Linked DNA regions of Homo sapiens: region 1 is linked to region 2. Evidence: chromatin loops called from intact Hi-C (ENCODE). Cell type or tissue: PC-3. All regions are shown on one strand.

Evidence for each region. A loop is a pair of places that touch in the nucleus more often than their neighbours do. Peaks named below come from ENCODE experiments on the same cell type or tissue, not always from the same donor. Only the 100,000 strongest peaks of a DNase experiment are listed, where the experiment ranks them.
Region 1: a loop joins it to region 2, with 3.0 times the contacts of the local background. A loop is called at or near these places in 2 of 110 quality-filtered maps.

Annotation. Positions count from the first base shown.
Region 1 is chr3:143,279,770-143,287,769 of GRCh38, forward strand. The region is part of intron 14 of SLC9A9 (solute carrier family 9 member A9); the gene reads right to left. Among named protein-coding and RNA genes, the nearest start is that of SLC9A9-AS1, 58 kb to the right of the region's middle. In PC-3, no CTCF peak of the experiment used is centred here; DNase peaks (open chromatin) are centred at 3,872 and 4,142; H3K27ac peaks cover 1,320 bases.
Region 2 is chr3:143,639,761-143,647,760 of GRCh38, forward strand. The region is part of intron 6 of SLC9A9 (solute carrier family 9 member A9); the gene reads right to left. The region is part of intron 1 of LOC102724120 (a long non-coding RNA gene); the gene reads left to right. Among named protein-coding and RNA genes, the nearest start is that of SLC9A9, 200 kb to the right of the region's middle. In PC-3, a CTCF peak has its summit at 4,941 (motif pointing left); a DNase peak (open chromatin) is centred at 4,911.

The sequences.
Region 1 (8,000 bases), 360 kb before region 2:
TTTCATGGTATATATGGGGCATTAGATTTTTAATGTCACCTTAGAGCAGCCTTTGTTTTTATTTAAGAAAAAAAACAGGGTCTTGCTCTGTCACTAGGCTGGAGTCCAGTGACAATCATGGCTCACTGCAGCCTCGACCTCCTGAGCTCAAGCAATCCTCCCCCCTCAGCCTCTCGAGTAGCTGGGACTACAGGCATGTGCCATGATACCCAGTGAATTTTTAATTTTTTTTGTAGGGACAGGGTTTTGTCATGTTGCCCAGGCTGGTCTCGAACTCCTGTGCTCAAGCAATTCTCCCGCCTTAGCCTCCCAAGGTGCTGGGATTATAGGCATGAGTCACCAGGGCCTGCCTAGAACTCCCCTTTCTTATGTTTGTTTCTCCGGTCCCTGGGTGTTCTTGAGGCCACCTTCTAACTTTCCCAAACTCTATGGACTCCTGGCCATTTAGCAAATTCGTTAGAATGCATGCCCTGCAGCTCTTTTAGGGAACAAAATGAATACACACACACTTCCCACCCCAGCAATGTTGACTGTAACCCATTGAGTTTGTTATACGAATCCAGGTATGTAACACTGGGTTATTTTTGAGCTATGGAATGAAGACTGTTCAGGAGACTTCAGAAACTTATTTTCTTTGAGCAGACACAAGGAGAGCCCTTTGTCTTTATAGGGTCACATGTCACAAATCTCTTCTCCTCCTAGACATACTTTTTTCCTCAGATGTAGTCCCTTTGAAGCCTTTTTAAAACATCTGGCCTCTACCTAGAACTACATTTTTTTTTTTTTTTTTTTTTTTGAGGTGGAGTTTCACTTGATTTTGCCCAGGCTGGCGAGTGCAGTGGTGCCATCTTGGCTCACTGCAACCTCTGCCCCCAAGTTCAAGCGATTCTCCTGCCTCAGCCTCCCCAGTAGCTAGAATTACAGGCTCCCGCTGCCATGCCCAGCTAATTTTTGTATTTTTTTAGTAGAGACAGGGTTTCACTATGTTGGACAGGCTGGTCTCGAACTCCTGACCTCAGGTGACCTGCCTGCCTTGGCCTCCCAAAGTGCTAGAATTACAGGCATGAGCTACCGCGCCTAGCCAGAAATACATTTTACAATTGTTACTTAGTACATGCCTCAACATTTTCTCAACCACACACATATAACTCTAAAATCCTTCTGTGATGCACTTAGATATATTCTGTTCCATTCCATTTGTCTTCTACTCTGTTTATACTGGACATTGCTAGCTAGTATCTGCCAATATCCAGCTCTCTTCTTTCAGGTGCCTGAAGTAGGTGCGGCTCTAGGACTAATTCTGGCCAATGTGCTATGGTTATAAAGGGATAGCATCACTTCTACACTGAAACACAGGAAGCCAGCAGGCTGACCCTCTCCCTGTTACAGTGACCCAGGGAGGCCTCCGGTGAAGGTGGTAAAGCCACAGATCAGAGCTGTTTGCATCACTAAGTTGCTACATGGAGGACATTTGCCCTAGAGAATCACCACATCCTTAGCAGCCTTTGAGAGAAAATAAAACTTTGCTTGATGAGCCACTAAGAGTTTAGAAATGTTTACCACAGTGTAGTCTAACCTATTCTAATACAGTATTCTATTTCATTAAAAAAAATGCTGGTTCTGAGTTACCTAAATGATTCCATGACCCATTATGGGTAGTCACATACAGTTTAAAAATCATTCTCCCACAGAATTGGCCACATCTGTAGCACCAAAGTGGAGACAGGGAGCACCACAGAAGACGGAGAGCACATACTAGCACTGCCTTCCCTCAGGGTCCCAACTCTTTGGGATGAGTTGACTTGAGGACTACACAGTGTGTGTGACTACAGAGAGTTAGATTGCAAATGCTTTGGCAGGGGAGGCAGCAGGGACTAGTCCAAAACTGAGTGGTGGACTTTAGATCAAGATTCAGGCCTCATGGATCCTGTGTTTTGTCAATAGGCCTATGTGCCTTGAGAATCCAGACTACAAGTGCATCCTACTTTTATTAAAAGAAACTGCAGTACAAAGGCATGATTGCTGCTACTTTGCTCAAGTGGTTGAGATCAGAGGCCTCCATCACGGTTACGTCCTTGCTAGATACTAGAACTGCACTGTCCTCCACTGATCCTGCCCCACTTACCTTTCCTATCTCATTCCCCACACCGTTTCACAAACTTTAGTTTCTGATAAAGGGGAATCAGGCTCAATGTCACTTATGTTTCACTATCTCTCTGGGCCTTTGCAAATGCTGTTCCCTCCATTTGGACAGCTTTTCCTTTCAGCTTGGCACTTGGAAATCCTAAATCCATTCAATATAGCTCTACTGTCATTGCCTGTGAAGTACTATTGATCTTTTAGTTACCACTCTCTTAGGACTTGTCACTCTCTCTTACATTCTAATTATTCAAGTACAGTTCTCTTCCTGTTGCACTTTGAACCAGAGTTGCTTCTCTTACCTTTATTCATGGTGGGGTTCCACATCAGCAATAACCACAACACATACCCCCCCAAACCCACAACCCACTCAGAAAAATAAGATTTACTAAGGTTGACCTGGAAGGCCTTTCTAGACTATTGAGTTTCCAATACCCACCAAATACTTTACAGACTTTTATCTTTGCATGTTTTGTTCCTATTACCAGAAATGTCCTTCTTCACTTTGTCTTTCTGGGAAGCCCCATTTATGCTTGAAGCCTGTTGCATAGATTGCTACTTACCTACTCAATATCCAGTCTCCCTCTCCTCCTTACAATATAAGCCTGAATCTATGGAGGTGTTCTATTTCCTCAGAATGGGTGGCCAATGAAATAGAAGTTCTTGAGTGGAATTCTAGAGAAGCCTCTCAGAGCATCAATTCTGCCCTTTCTGCCTTCCTGTCTGGAATTGTAATGGTAATGGACTCTCTGGAGCTCCAGCAGCCATTTTGGGCCCAAGAAGCAAACTTGAGGATAGAAGCTATATAAAAAGATAAAGAAGAAAGATAGGACTGTGGTGGCATCATGGAGCTCTGTTAACCATACATAGATTGTCTAATACCAGACTTCTTTTAGTGAGATTAAACACCACTATTTTCATTAATCCATGGTTATTTGGATTTTCCTGTTATACATAGTCAGACATAATCCTAATGGATACTGGATCCAGGACCCAATTCAAATAGTACCTCTTCTTTGTCACTATTCCTGTGACAAACACAGGAATTTCTTCACTGGGGTTTCCACAGACCTTTCTGTTTCCATTGATTATATCAGAATTATTTGACTATATATCTCCTCTCTTGTTAGACTGTGAGCTCCTTGAGGGAGGGGCAAGTCTCTTTCCTCTTTGTTTCCACAAATGCTTAATGCCCAGTAGGCAGAAATGAGTCTCCTCAATGTTTGTTGAATTGAGACTTGAAAGGGATTTAGGGCTTTATGTTAACATACAAATTCTTCTGGGAAAGGTATTATCTGAAACCTCCACCTTATTTTGGACTTAGTTGATAGTAATATAGTCAGGAAATGGCACAAGACGGTGGCCTTAGGGACAGGGGTGTAGGAGACGGGTGGGCACTGGGCTGGACACTGGAAGGAAAGGTGGGAAAAACAGCAGCCATGGATCTCAGCCTGTCTGGATTTCCCTAGGGCAGTTCTTGTTTGCCCTTATACTTTCCTGTATATACAATCTCACTCCCCCTGGAAAGCCCTAGAGGAGACTGCCTGCACTAGAAATGCTTTACATTGCCCTCCAGCCTCACTGAGAGGCAAAGCTGCTCTCCTGAGACTGGGTATCACAGATAACTGGCTCCTCAGGCATATCTGTGAGTCTCTCCTGCAAGCCCCAACCCTGTCCCCTTGGTCCTCCCAAACCACTTTGGAAGGGTGCGTCACTCTTGAGTTGCAAGATTAAATGAATGTGTGTTTGGATAAGATGGTTTCAGGCCCAAGATCAAAGCCTTCACTGGCTGAGGTCTAGACCCCTTTCAGAGTGAGTATAAAACCTCCCTTTGGGGTGAATTATGAGTGCAAACGGAAAGTCCTGCCCATATCCACCATATCAACACATCTTCTCAGGAGTAGAGCTCAGATGGCTCCTTGTAAACTGGCATGGCTGAGAAAATGGAAAGATGTACTTTCTATTAAAACCACTCAAGTTTTATTGGCACGAACAGGTATGATCCTTTGGTTAAATAAAACCACTAGAGAGCAAATTAAACCATGACTCATGATATGATCATTCTCTCCTTGTAAAAATAATGTTTTGGTAGTTTGTTGTGTGTCCACTTTAATAAATAGTTCCAGGACCTTTTTTTTTTTTTTAATTTGGTAAGTCACAGATCCAGATTTAAGCCAAACCCGTGGCAGGAGCTGTCCTGCTTGCCTTGCCACAGAAAAGCAAGAGAAAGCATCGAGTCGTTATACTATTTCACCCTCCTAAATCACACCTTCCATTTACTTACGATTATTTACCATTGCTTTGTAACTGTGAACAGGCAGCTGAGTGGAGCTGGAAGTCTATTCATTCTTTAAAGTGACATAAAGTGGCACTTGGAGTCCCAAATGATAATTGTTCTTTTCTCCTTGTTAATATCCAACTGCTGTTAGGAGTTCTGTGAAAGAAGATTCATTTAATGCCAGCTCCAGAAATTTCTGTGGGATTTGGCCCTTTCTATTTTTTTTTTTTTTTGAAACCAAATTTGAAATCACCCTCAGGAATTGGGAAGGCTGAATTGATTGTGACCTTCAGCCAGAATTCGTCTCTAAATATTTTAGCAGGATGGAGAATTTTCCCTCATTTATATCCCACTACTACCGTAGTGGCCATGGGTGGGAAGTATTCTAAAATATAATATAATATAATACCAGTTTCTAAAATATAATTTCTTTGTAGACATTTTTAACTCAACCTGAGTCTTAGGAAACTAGAATTTAGAAAGGAAACTGGATCTTATGAGATTTCCACTTCAACCTAATAGTACCTCAGTGTCTAAACATTCTCCTAATCATTTAAATACTTTTTCAAAAAACTTGAAGTCTTATGGGAACCAGCCTGCAATGCTGGGAGGGTCCCTGCTGTTCAGTCACGTGTTCAGGGGCTTCCCCTACCCCACAATGAAGTCGTCGTTTATGGGTAATCTTCCAAGCCCAGCAATACTTATGACAAAATGATACAGACAGCTCTATATGAAGTTTCAAATACCTTTGATATTCCTATTGATATATCACAAATGGGGCTAGGGAAGGTAAATATGTGCTGATATCAATGGTTCTTTCCACACTATTCCATCCATACTATGGATGAGCTCCTGCTATTCTTGTCCCCAAAGTCTATTCAACTCTCTGATGTTCTGGCTCAAAACTATACTATATATTTTTAAATCTAGGATACATGTGCAGAACGTCAGGTTTGTCACATAGGTACACACGTGCCATGGTGGTTTGCTGCTCCCATCAACCTGTCTTTTACATTAGGTATCTCTCCTAATGCTAGCCCTCTCCTAGCCCCCCACACCCCAACAGGCCCTGGTGTGTGATGTTCCCTGCCCTGTGTCCATGTGTTCTCATTAGAACTACACTATTAATGGTGTCTGGCATTTGTATTGGAAGCTCTGTGCTAAGTACTTTACATGAAAAATCTCCTTTAATCCTAGGAGATAGTTTTATCATTATCCTCATTTTATGGGTCTGGAAACTGAGGCATGGGGAGGCAAAGGAGCCAGCCATGGCTACATAAGTATGAAGTGGTGAAGCCAGGATGTGAACATAGGCTGCAGCACTGTAGTCTAACATGCCCCCTCTTTAACTCTGGAGCTCAGTGCAGCATGATCCCTTCCCTAGGCTTGAAAAGAGTTTACAGAGCCTCCTCTGAGAAAAGACCTCCACTTCTCTGCATTCTCTGAGGATGCTTCAGCAGCATCATACCTGAGGCTGTCAACCCAGTTGACAATAACTTGGGAGCTCAGTGGCATGATTCATGGGGCTCGGATTGGTTGGGAGCAGAACTAGCTGCAATTTGTTAGTAAAGATTTTCTATGGCGGGGAGGGGTTATTAGAGACTTCCATTTGCAATGGTTGCAGTGTTAATATTTTTGCCACAGGTGTCCAGGTTGTTTTAAGGAAAAAGAAGGGGAGAGGACCATGGAACAGGAGCTGAGAACTCTTTCTCCCTGCTTTCTATTAAAGTTTTGAGGAGGTTCTATTCATGAGCCGGGTGTTTTGAGCATTTTAGTAATTAGAATACAGTTGAGGAAGTATGGGATGTGGTTTATAAACCAGAGCCTAGGAAAGGCTGGAATATCAGGGTTAGTAATATGCCCAGAGCTGAAAGATTCTCTTCTCTTTCAACCAAAAAAAGGGAGGTCAAGGTCATGGAAAAGGTGATGGTTTTAGAGGCTGGGAAATTTTCATATTCCATATGCCATCTGCTGACTGAATGCTAGTTATTTTCTCCTAATTGGGCTTCCTTTTTCTGTTGCTGATTTTAAGAGTGCTTTCGAAGGAGGGTATATGTGTGCTCTGGAGGCAGTAGTGGTAGGAAGGGGTGGGGGTCTCAATAAACCTTCCCAGGACCTACTTGAGAGCTTTGGTAAAGCCTTGGGCTGGTGCACACAGACCTGATGGACATACAGGCTGTGACCTTCCTGCAGATTTGGAGAAGGCCAAGCCAAGCATTTCAGAGCTCCTTCTATTGGCTTTGCAGGGTCACAGGAGCCCGATGCCATTCAGAGCTCTTGGAATAAATCTGACATTCTGAAAGGAGTCCAAGGCATTCTCAGTACAGGCAGAGGCCAGGGTCTCCCAGATCATTCTTGTTTACTGCCTGGTGACATTCCTTCCAAATCCCAACCTGCCTTTCAGCTGGGGCCTCACAGAATGTTCTTGCTCAGACTAAAGCTGCCATTGTTTTGTGCTGTGGGGCTATGTTCTTTTCTGTTGATTCTTCCCAGTTTAGGGATGTGGCTCTAGATCTAGGTGGAGCTGGAAAGCAATCACACCAGATTTCAATGCCTGCAGATAACCCTCAGAATGGCATCTTCTGGTGCTTTCCCCAGGAAGCAAATAACTCAGATTAACACCAAACTTTTTAGCATAATACTTCCTAGTGTCTGACAGACTGTGAAACTGGTACCAGTGCAGGTCACCTTTGGGTCATGATAGCCCATGTCATTAGGAATCTTAAAGCAAAATGAGGCTCCACTAGTTCTGGACCTCACGAGGTGTGCGTCAGCAAAACTCTCCATGTCTCAGACCCTTCTCTGTCTCAGTACCTTGGTCACCACTGTCCCTACGTACCTTTTCCTCAGTAATTCAGAACTCAAAGCTTGGATTATCTGAGACACTTTCCCTCCTCCTTCCTTCTGGTCCCACTTGTGTGTGTGTGTGTGTGTGTGTGGAGCGGGGTGCAGAATAACTGCTGGCAAGTGGGGAAGGCCCAAGAATGCTCAGCAAGACAGCTCAAGATCTGCACTGACTGGGAGGAGGTAGCAAAAGCTGATAACATTCCCTATTTTGTAGTTTGAGCTTTGGCTTGGTAAGTTCACATCCTGGGTAAAGGTTTTGCTTTGCCAGTTTAGAAACTCACTAATAAAGCAAACTGATTTATTTGATGACTCGAAATAGTCTATTATGGGGTAGACATCAAAAAGTGCTATGGACAAGAAGGGAAAAAAAAACAACAACCAAATTCCTTTACCCCATCTTTATACTCTGGAAGTCTCCATTCCACTGCTTGCCTTTGGTAGCTTCTCTTATGATTCTGTCTCATTTGTATGATTCACAGGTTACTGAAGCTGAAAGAACCTGGAGCAGATCGTCCATTGTTCTGAGTTATTCTAGCAAATTCTGTTTCTTTGCCCACACAATGAAGGAGCTGACTATATAACTGTTCCCTTAGGGTTTGGAATAATTCCCAGTGCTGCTATTCATGAAGTCCAGTACAATTACTTTCCCATTTTCTGCTCAGCACCTTGTCCTTCAGTGCTAATGGAATAACAGTGAATTCATAGAATTGTTACACCTACAGACCTTCTCACTGTA
Region 2 (8,000 bases):
TGTCCCTGTGTTTACCATACAACCCTCTGATATTATTTGCTTTCATATGCAGGCCTGCCTATGGGAAAGGCTGCTTTTATCATATGGTGTTTGGGGTGCTTGAAATCCCGATGACAGTAATTTTCTGTGGTGAATTAATAAAGTGGATGCTGATTATAATTCATCTTCTTAAGTACCTTGACAATAGAAAGAAAATGAAATGACCATACCAGCATGGATATTCTGGTCCCTGGGTCAGTAATTCCTTTCTTTTTTTTTCTTTTTTTTTTTTTTTTTTTTGAGATGGAGTCTCACTCTGTCACCCAGGCTGGAGTGCAGTGGCGCAATCTTGGCTCACTGCAAGCTCCACCTCCCGGGTTCAAGCCATTCTCCTGCCTCAGCCTCCCAGTTAGCTGGGACTACAGGCACCGGCCACCACGCCCGGCTAATTTTTTGTATTTTTAGTAGAGACGCAGTTTCACTGTGTTAGCCAGGACAGTCTCAATTTCCTGACCTTGTGATCCACCCGCCTTGGCTTCCCAAAGTGCTGGGATTACAGGCGTGAGCCACCGTGCGCAACCTTGTAATTTCTTAGTTTATTATGTTAGCACCTTGGTTCCACTTCTGCCTCATGTGTACTGTATTTAGTGCAAGTCATTCTCTTAGAACATGGCTGGCTATATTGGGCCCAGACTAGAAACCATCACTGGGCACTCTAAACTAGAGAGATAACATTTCAAACAAGGGGATAAAATGAATGAGGAGCTACTATGACTGAGTGATGATATATAGCAGAAGACAGAACTACCTCCTCCAACTTTCTCTCAAAACTGGTTTTAGGCCGGGCATGGTGGCTCACAACTGTAATCCCAGCACTTTGGGAGGCCAAGGCGGGACAATTGCTTGAGCCTAGGAATTCCAGACCAGCCTAAGCAACATGGTGAAACCCAGTCTTTACAAAAAATACAAAAATTAGCCTGGTGTGGTCTGTGGTCCCAGCTACTCAGGAGGCTGAGGTGGGAGGATCCCTTGAACCTGGGAGGTGTAGGTTGCAGTGAGCCGAGATCGTGCCACTGCATTACAGCCTGGGCAACAGAGTGAGACCTTGTCTCAAAAACAAAACAAAACAAAATAAAACTGATTTGTTGCCTAGAAAAATCATCTCAAAGTCATCTGTGCACATAAAGAAAGATTTTTAGAGCATCTCCATTACACAGCATAACAACAGCTGACATGGCAGAAAATGTCCCTTGTGTACCACCCACAGAGATAACTTCTCCCCAGAAACTGGAGAGAACTGAACAGGTGGATTCCTAGGTGGGTTGTAAATCTGACAATATGAGAACACGAGGATGTCAGAACAGAGTAAGAGAAACTAGGAAGACAAAGTGAAAGATGAAGGAGAGCTTCCAGAGAGAACATGACATGTCCACAATTGGAAACACCAAAGCCACAAAGAAGAGAGCCTAAAATTCTGGAGAGAAAAATGGAGGGGCCCCATGGAAGATACTTTACCAGTTTCCTAATAAATAGGTATTTTTTGCACAGTCTGAAATTGTTAAGGGCTACCTACAGTGTCATAGCAGATATAAATTGATTTCAGCATTTCCTTACCAAATTAAAAAGAATTATCTGTTGTCACAGTCTTTTTTTTTTTTTTTTTTTTTTTTGAGACAGAGTCTTGCTCTGTTGCCTAGGCAACAGAGTGCAGTGGCGCAATCTTGACTCACTGCAAGCTCTGCCTCCCGGGTTCATGCCATTATCCTGCTTCAGCCTCCCAAGTAGCTGGGACTACAGGTGCCTGCCACCATGCCCAGCTAATTTTTTGTATTTTTAGTAGAGACAGGGTTTCACCATGTTAGCCAGGATGGTCTCGATCTCCTGACCTCGTGATCCGCCAGCCTTGGCCTCCCAAAGTGCTGGGATTACAGGCGTGAGCCACTGTGCCCGGCCTGTTGTCGCAGTCTTTTGCATCATTTTGAGAAGCATTCTGGTGAAGGTAGCTATTGGAGTGAAAATTGCATTGCTCTAATAAACAGGTCTTTTGCTGTGTCTCCACTTTTCCCCCACTTTCTCTATACACATTATTTCTCCCTCTATGACCTTTCAGTGTCCCGTCTTTGAATATTGTAGTGGATTATGAGTAATTGTTTCTAACTTATTTTGCCCGCCACTCCCATTAACTATCATCACTATTATTGTCATAGTCATGCCTTATTAGATTTATGAATGTTTCTACCAATTTCTCTGCTCAATTCTCCTTGTTTCTCCCTTATTCTGAGTTTAGTTTCCTATTTCTACTCAATAATATTCTTCAGAAGTTCTATCATTGATGAGTGATGAAGTACCTGAAAATGTATTTAATCTTATTCTTAAATGACATTTTAGTTGAATTTAGAACCTGGGCTGTCAATGAATTTCCTGCAATACTTTGAACCTATTATTCCTCTATCCTCTAGCAGCTAAGCAGCTATTGTTGCCAATGAGAAAACTATTGCCATCCAAATTGTAAGTAAGTGTAAGTAATCCTTATTGGAAATAAACCATCTCTCCTCTCTGGTTGCTTTTAAAATTTCTTCTTTCTCTTTGATGATCTCACATTTCACAACAATAATCAATCAAATATTTTCTTTGTCTTGCTTCCTCAAATATCTTATAAAGCTGTTCCCCTCCTCTAGGTGGAGGCTTAACACTTGAGGCCTGGAGCTGCCTGATTCACAAATCTCTGTTGCTCAAATAGACTCTTTAAAATTAAAAACACAACAAAATAAACCTAAAACCTGCAATGTATTTGAATGTGAATTAGTGTTAATTTATCCAGCTCTAGACATAATGTGATGCTTCAATTTATCTCTTTAATTTTGGAAAATTATCAACCATTATCCCTTCAAAATATTGCCACAATTCAATTCTCTTTAGTTTCTCCTTTTGAAATTTTTATTGATGAATTCTGGATTTTTAAAAAGTGCTATCCTCCATATCTCTTAACTAGCCTTTCATATTTTTTATCTGTACTACATGCTGGGCCATTTGCCAACTTTATATTCTGTTTCATCGCTGGGTTTAATATGACATTTATGTCATTCCCTTTAGTTTTTAATGTCAATATTTGCACTTTTCATTTTGAAAAGTTCTTTTTTTCCTATTATACCATTCTTTTCTAATTTTTCCCCACTCCACTGTTTACCTCTTTAGTCTCTTTAGTGTGCTCATTTGATAATCTTTCTCATATTTTTGTAATTTTTGTTTAGTTCCTTAGGGTGCTTGTCCTTCTGATTTACTTTTGTTTTGCTTATCTCCTTTCTTTCCTTCCTTTGCTCAACATGGTGGAGTTATTCTTCTTGCGGCCTGTACATTTTTTATTGTGAGCTCATTTTCAGAAAAGATTCTGTTTTTTAAGTGGGATTTCTATGTACCTGGGATGTGAAAGTATCACCTCAGGGCAGTTTCAGTGTATTTGGAAATAGGAAGAGGGGATACGGCTGTGACAGTTGTTTCAATAGTCCTGAAAACTCTCCATGTTAATTTATTGGCTTACATTTCCTGTATCACAACTGCCCAGGCTAGGGATTTTGATTTCTCAAATTCCAGATAGATGGCAAGTTTCGTTGCTATTTCTTAAGGCTGCTCTACACAGTCTATGTGACTGAAGGAACACTTTGAAATTGCAGGCCCTATTCAAAGAGCTTTGCTCAAGTTGTATTACCATGAGTGAACCTTTAGACAGGGTTCTGATTTCCACATGGAAATGGGATTCCAGCTCCAAAACCTCTGGGCAGTATATGCCATATAAAATCACATGGCCACTGACAGTGGCAGCTTCCCACTCTTGCTGTGATTTTTCTCTTGTTTCTCACACTTGGAGAATTTCCTTTTCTCTCCTTCAAAATCAACTCTACATTTAGTAATGTTCGCTTTTTAAAATAAAGCCTTTCTTTGAGTTTTTAGTGCATAGGACCTATCATTTTAATCCACCATGTTCTGAACATTCTAGGATCATGAAATATGGTTGTTATTATTCTTACTTGTCCTCCAACCACTTTCTTCCAATAATGGATTCCATGTCACTGGTCACAGGGATGGGAATGTGACTCAGATCTGACCAGTGACCTTGTTTAATTCCCTTCGAGTATTATGTGATTGGCTTATGGGTGATCTTCTGATACAAGCAGAGGCAAACAGAGTCTTTGTGACTGATATGCAAATATTGGGAGAATGAAATGTTATTTTGAGCTAAAAAAAAAAAAAAGTAAGCCTGGAGATGCCATTAGTCACCTTCTCCTGCTTTCTAGAGTAAGCTATCTATCTGCACCATGAAAGAATGAGGCTAGCACTCAGAGACAATCGGGGCCAAGAGAGAAAAAGAACAGATAGACAGCCATGTTTGAAGTCTTAAGCCTGGCATGTCCAGAGTCAGCTCAATCCCTGTTAAACAGGCCAGTGGACAAATTTTGCTGAAGCTAATTTGAATTGGGTTTCTATCACTTTCATCACTTGCATCTGACTTATATACCAATAAATTAAAGTACATTGGAACTGAGATAAGAAACCATCCACATGGATTTCTTTTATTTATTTTTGGTAGGCCAATTTGTCACGCATGACTTGACACGAGCAAAGCAAGTTCTAAGTTACGGGGTAGAGTTCTGGAGACGCTGCCAGTGAATGTCAGATCTCATCCGTGAGACAAAAGACAGAGTCACAGAATATAATCAAGGTCAAGTCCCAGTAATCTGAACAGGGACATTAAGAGGTAGGGTAGGGGAGATGCCAGAGTCAGGAACCAGGGAACAGGAATGAGAGAAAAACAAACAAGACAGCAGCAGCAGGCAGGGGTGTGGGCAGCACACCGAGCACACAACTTAAAGCTGGAATTCAGCTGAGCACTGCTTCCCAGCCTCTGTTTAAAGATCCCAGGGTGGCCTTGCCATTCCTGCCATGTGATGCCACCTGGTGTCTGAAAAATGAAGTCAGCATGAAATTGACTCCCAAGACAAGGAGTCCTTAAGCAAAAACAGCCATAACTTTTTTTTTTTTTAATTATGTATCACCCCAGTATCTAGACAGGCATCAAAATAAATGAGTTTCATGCTGATTATCAGTTTTCAAGGCAAATATCAAAGTGAATTACCTTCAGAAAGATGTGTCAAGATATAAGAAACTTGTTCTTAAGTTAAGCAGATTCATGAGAAATATACCTCTGGTTGTGATAACAGTTTCAGTTAATTCTGATCAAAAGGGGACAGCTTCTTATCACCTCTGTGTTTACAACTATGGGTCAAATTGGAGGAGCACTAATGAGGGTTTCTAACAAGGCTTTTCAAATAGTTGGAAGAAGCAGAATGAACATGAAATATCTATCTCTGGAAGAGGTTTTAATGATTAGTATTATAAAACGTCTCCCCATCTGCTTCTGAAGGGGTCTATGAACTCATTCATTCAGTAGTTATTGGAGAACCTACCAAATAATTGCCTATGTGTTGTGAGGGATGGAGAAAATTTGCCTTTAAGGAACTCGAAATCTACTTCAAGATGACGTTACCAAGAGAAAAAATGGAATTATTTTAGGAATATATTTTTATAACCAAACCCTATACATGTAAGCTATTTTCTGAAATGGTTTCTAGGGTGAGGTTTTGTTACGCATATTAAATCCCTTTATAGATATTGTTTGCCTACTTCAGTGAGGAGTTATTGAGGGCCGAGATGAGTGGCTATGCCCATCCAGTCTTTGTCACCAACACTTGGCATAATGTCTGGCACATACTGATCCTCAGTACATTTCTCTTGAACGGTTGGATGATAGTTCAAGGTTCCCCTCAGTTCCACGGTTGCTTGAGTCTTATAGCCATCCAATTACCTTCCATATTAAATTTCCCTCAAGATACATGGGCGGTAAGAAATGTAGTCTTTCAAAATGCCACTCAAAGTGCCAAGCGTTCACTGGTATCACACTTTAAATGACATTATCTAGCAAGAACTTCTCTGCAGCATAACAGTCTCATTTAAAAAGACAAAATTGGTGCTCCATTTCTTCATCTTTTTAAATAATTGATGACATCGAATTTCCTTATAAGCATTTACTTAACAGGGAATAAAGACATCTAGTATGTATTTATTGTCATCCAAGAGTCAGCTGTTTAATGAGATACTTATTTTATCTCTAAGAAAACCTGGAGGCATTTGCACACTGTGGAATTATTTTATGAGTAGGTTTCAGTACAACAATAGCAGTATTTCTGTTTTGCAGATAAATGGCCCAAAACAGCCAACATCTTCTTTCTCTTCTATCATGGGTAGCAAAAGAATTTCAGACTTCTACCTCTGTGCAATCTGCACTTAAATGAACATTGCCAATTATTAAGTATGTTAATGGGGATTTTTGGGACCAGAGTCTATCATAAGTAGTTTGCTCTATTTTGGTAAATATATGCAAGCCAAAAGAAAAAAATAAAAATCACTTGTGATTCCACATAACACTTCTGACTCCATGTAATTTATATATAAATAATACAAATGTTATATGTTATTTATATATACAGGTATAATAAAATATATAAAATTTAATAATATATAATTATATTCATATATAATACATATAATGTATGTTAGTATATATAATATATAATTTTAGGTGCATTTGCACATATAAATTTGGCTGTGAATTTTTAACCAAGCTAGATCTTATTATATATTAAATTTTCTTATTTGATAGTTATTAAATATAAATATTATATATTAAATTTCCTGTTTACTTAAAAATGTATTGTGAATATCTTTTCCCATCAATATATTTTTTCTTTATTATTTTTTAAATGACTTCATAGGGTTCCATGATATTAATATGCTATAATTCACTCAACCAACTAGTAACCATTGTGCACAACTTCTTGCTCAAATCAATGCATTCATCTCCATGGAGAGACTATTGCACATGCCCATAATTACTTCTTAGAATAAATTTCTAGAAACAAAATTGCTGGATCAAATGATTCACAAAATCTAATGGCTCAGTAAACACTGCCTTTGTAAAAGTTTTATCACTTTCCTTTTTCACCAATCATATAGGAGGGTTCTCAATTCCCAAACCCTGACTTACTCCAAGTATGATTATTCTTTTTTGAGTCCTGAAGATTTAAATATTTGCCAGGTAAAAATAATACTCCATTGTTGGTTTAATTTGTTTTACTTCATTATTAGTAAAGCTGATCTTATTTAGTATAGCTGTTGTCCATTTATGTTTCTTCTTTTGTTTATTAACTATTTATATCATTTGTCCATTTTTCTATTATGCTTACCTTTTATTATTGGTCTTTGATGATAGGAGTAACAGCAACAGCTAACATTTAATGTGTATTGAGCATGACCCACCAGGCCCTGATTTAGGTGTTTTATGTTTAATCCCATCCTGTGAGGTAAGTGCTATTACTGTCTATTTTACAAATGAGTCTGCCAAGGCGCAGGGGGATTGAGTAACTTGCCCAAGGTAACGTAAATAATGAATTAGGTATAGTGATGAGATTAACAATTTATCATGTATATTACAAAGACTATTAACTGATCAACACATGTGTTGAAAATGCTTCCCTTGGTTTATCATTCGTCATTTAATTTTTTTGTAGTGGGTTTTTGCCTGCTAGGATTGCTTGACTCTATTGCCATCAAACAAATGGGCTTTTATTTTATAGTTTCTGCTTTTGATATCTTGATCACCTGAAGAAGAATACATAAGTAAATATAATTCAAACACATTAAAAACATTCAGACTGCATAGAAGAGTATAAAATAAAGAGTTAAATTATTTTTCATCCTTTGCCTATATCGTGATCCTACACAGCAAAGGTATCTGATTTTAACCATTTATGTCTTTATTTTTTCTGATTGTTATTCTATGACTCCTAAGAATACGCATATATTTTCATTTCTTGACTTAGCAACTCCACATAGCATCTGTTCGTTTCCTAGTATGCCAGATGCAGAATTTTAGTTAGCTTCTTCCTTCCTTTTTTTCTTCTTTTTTC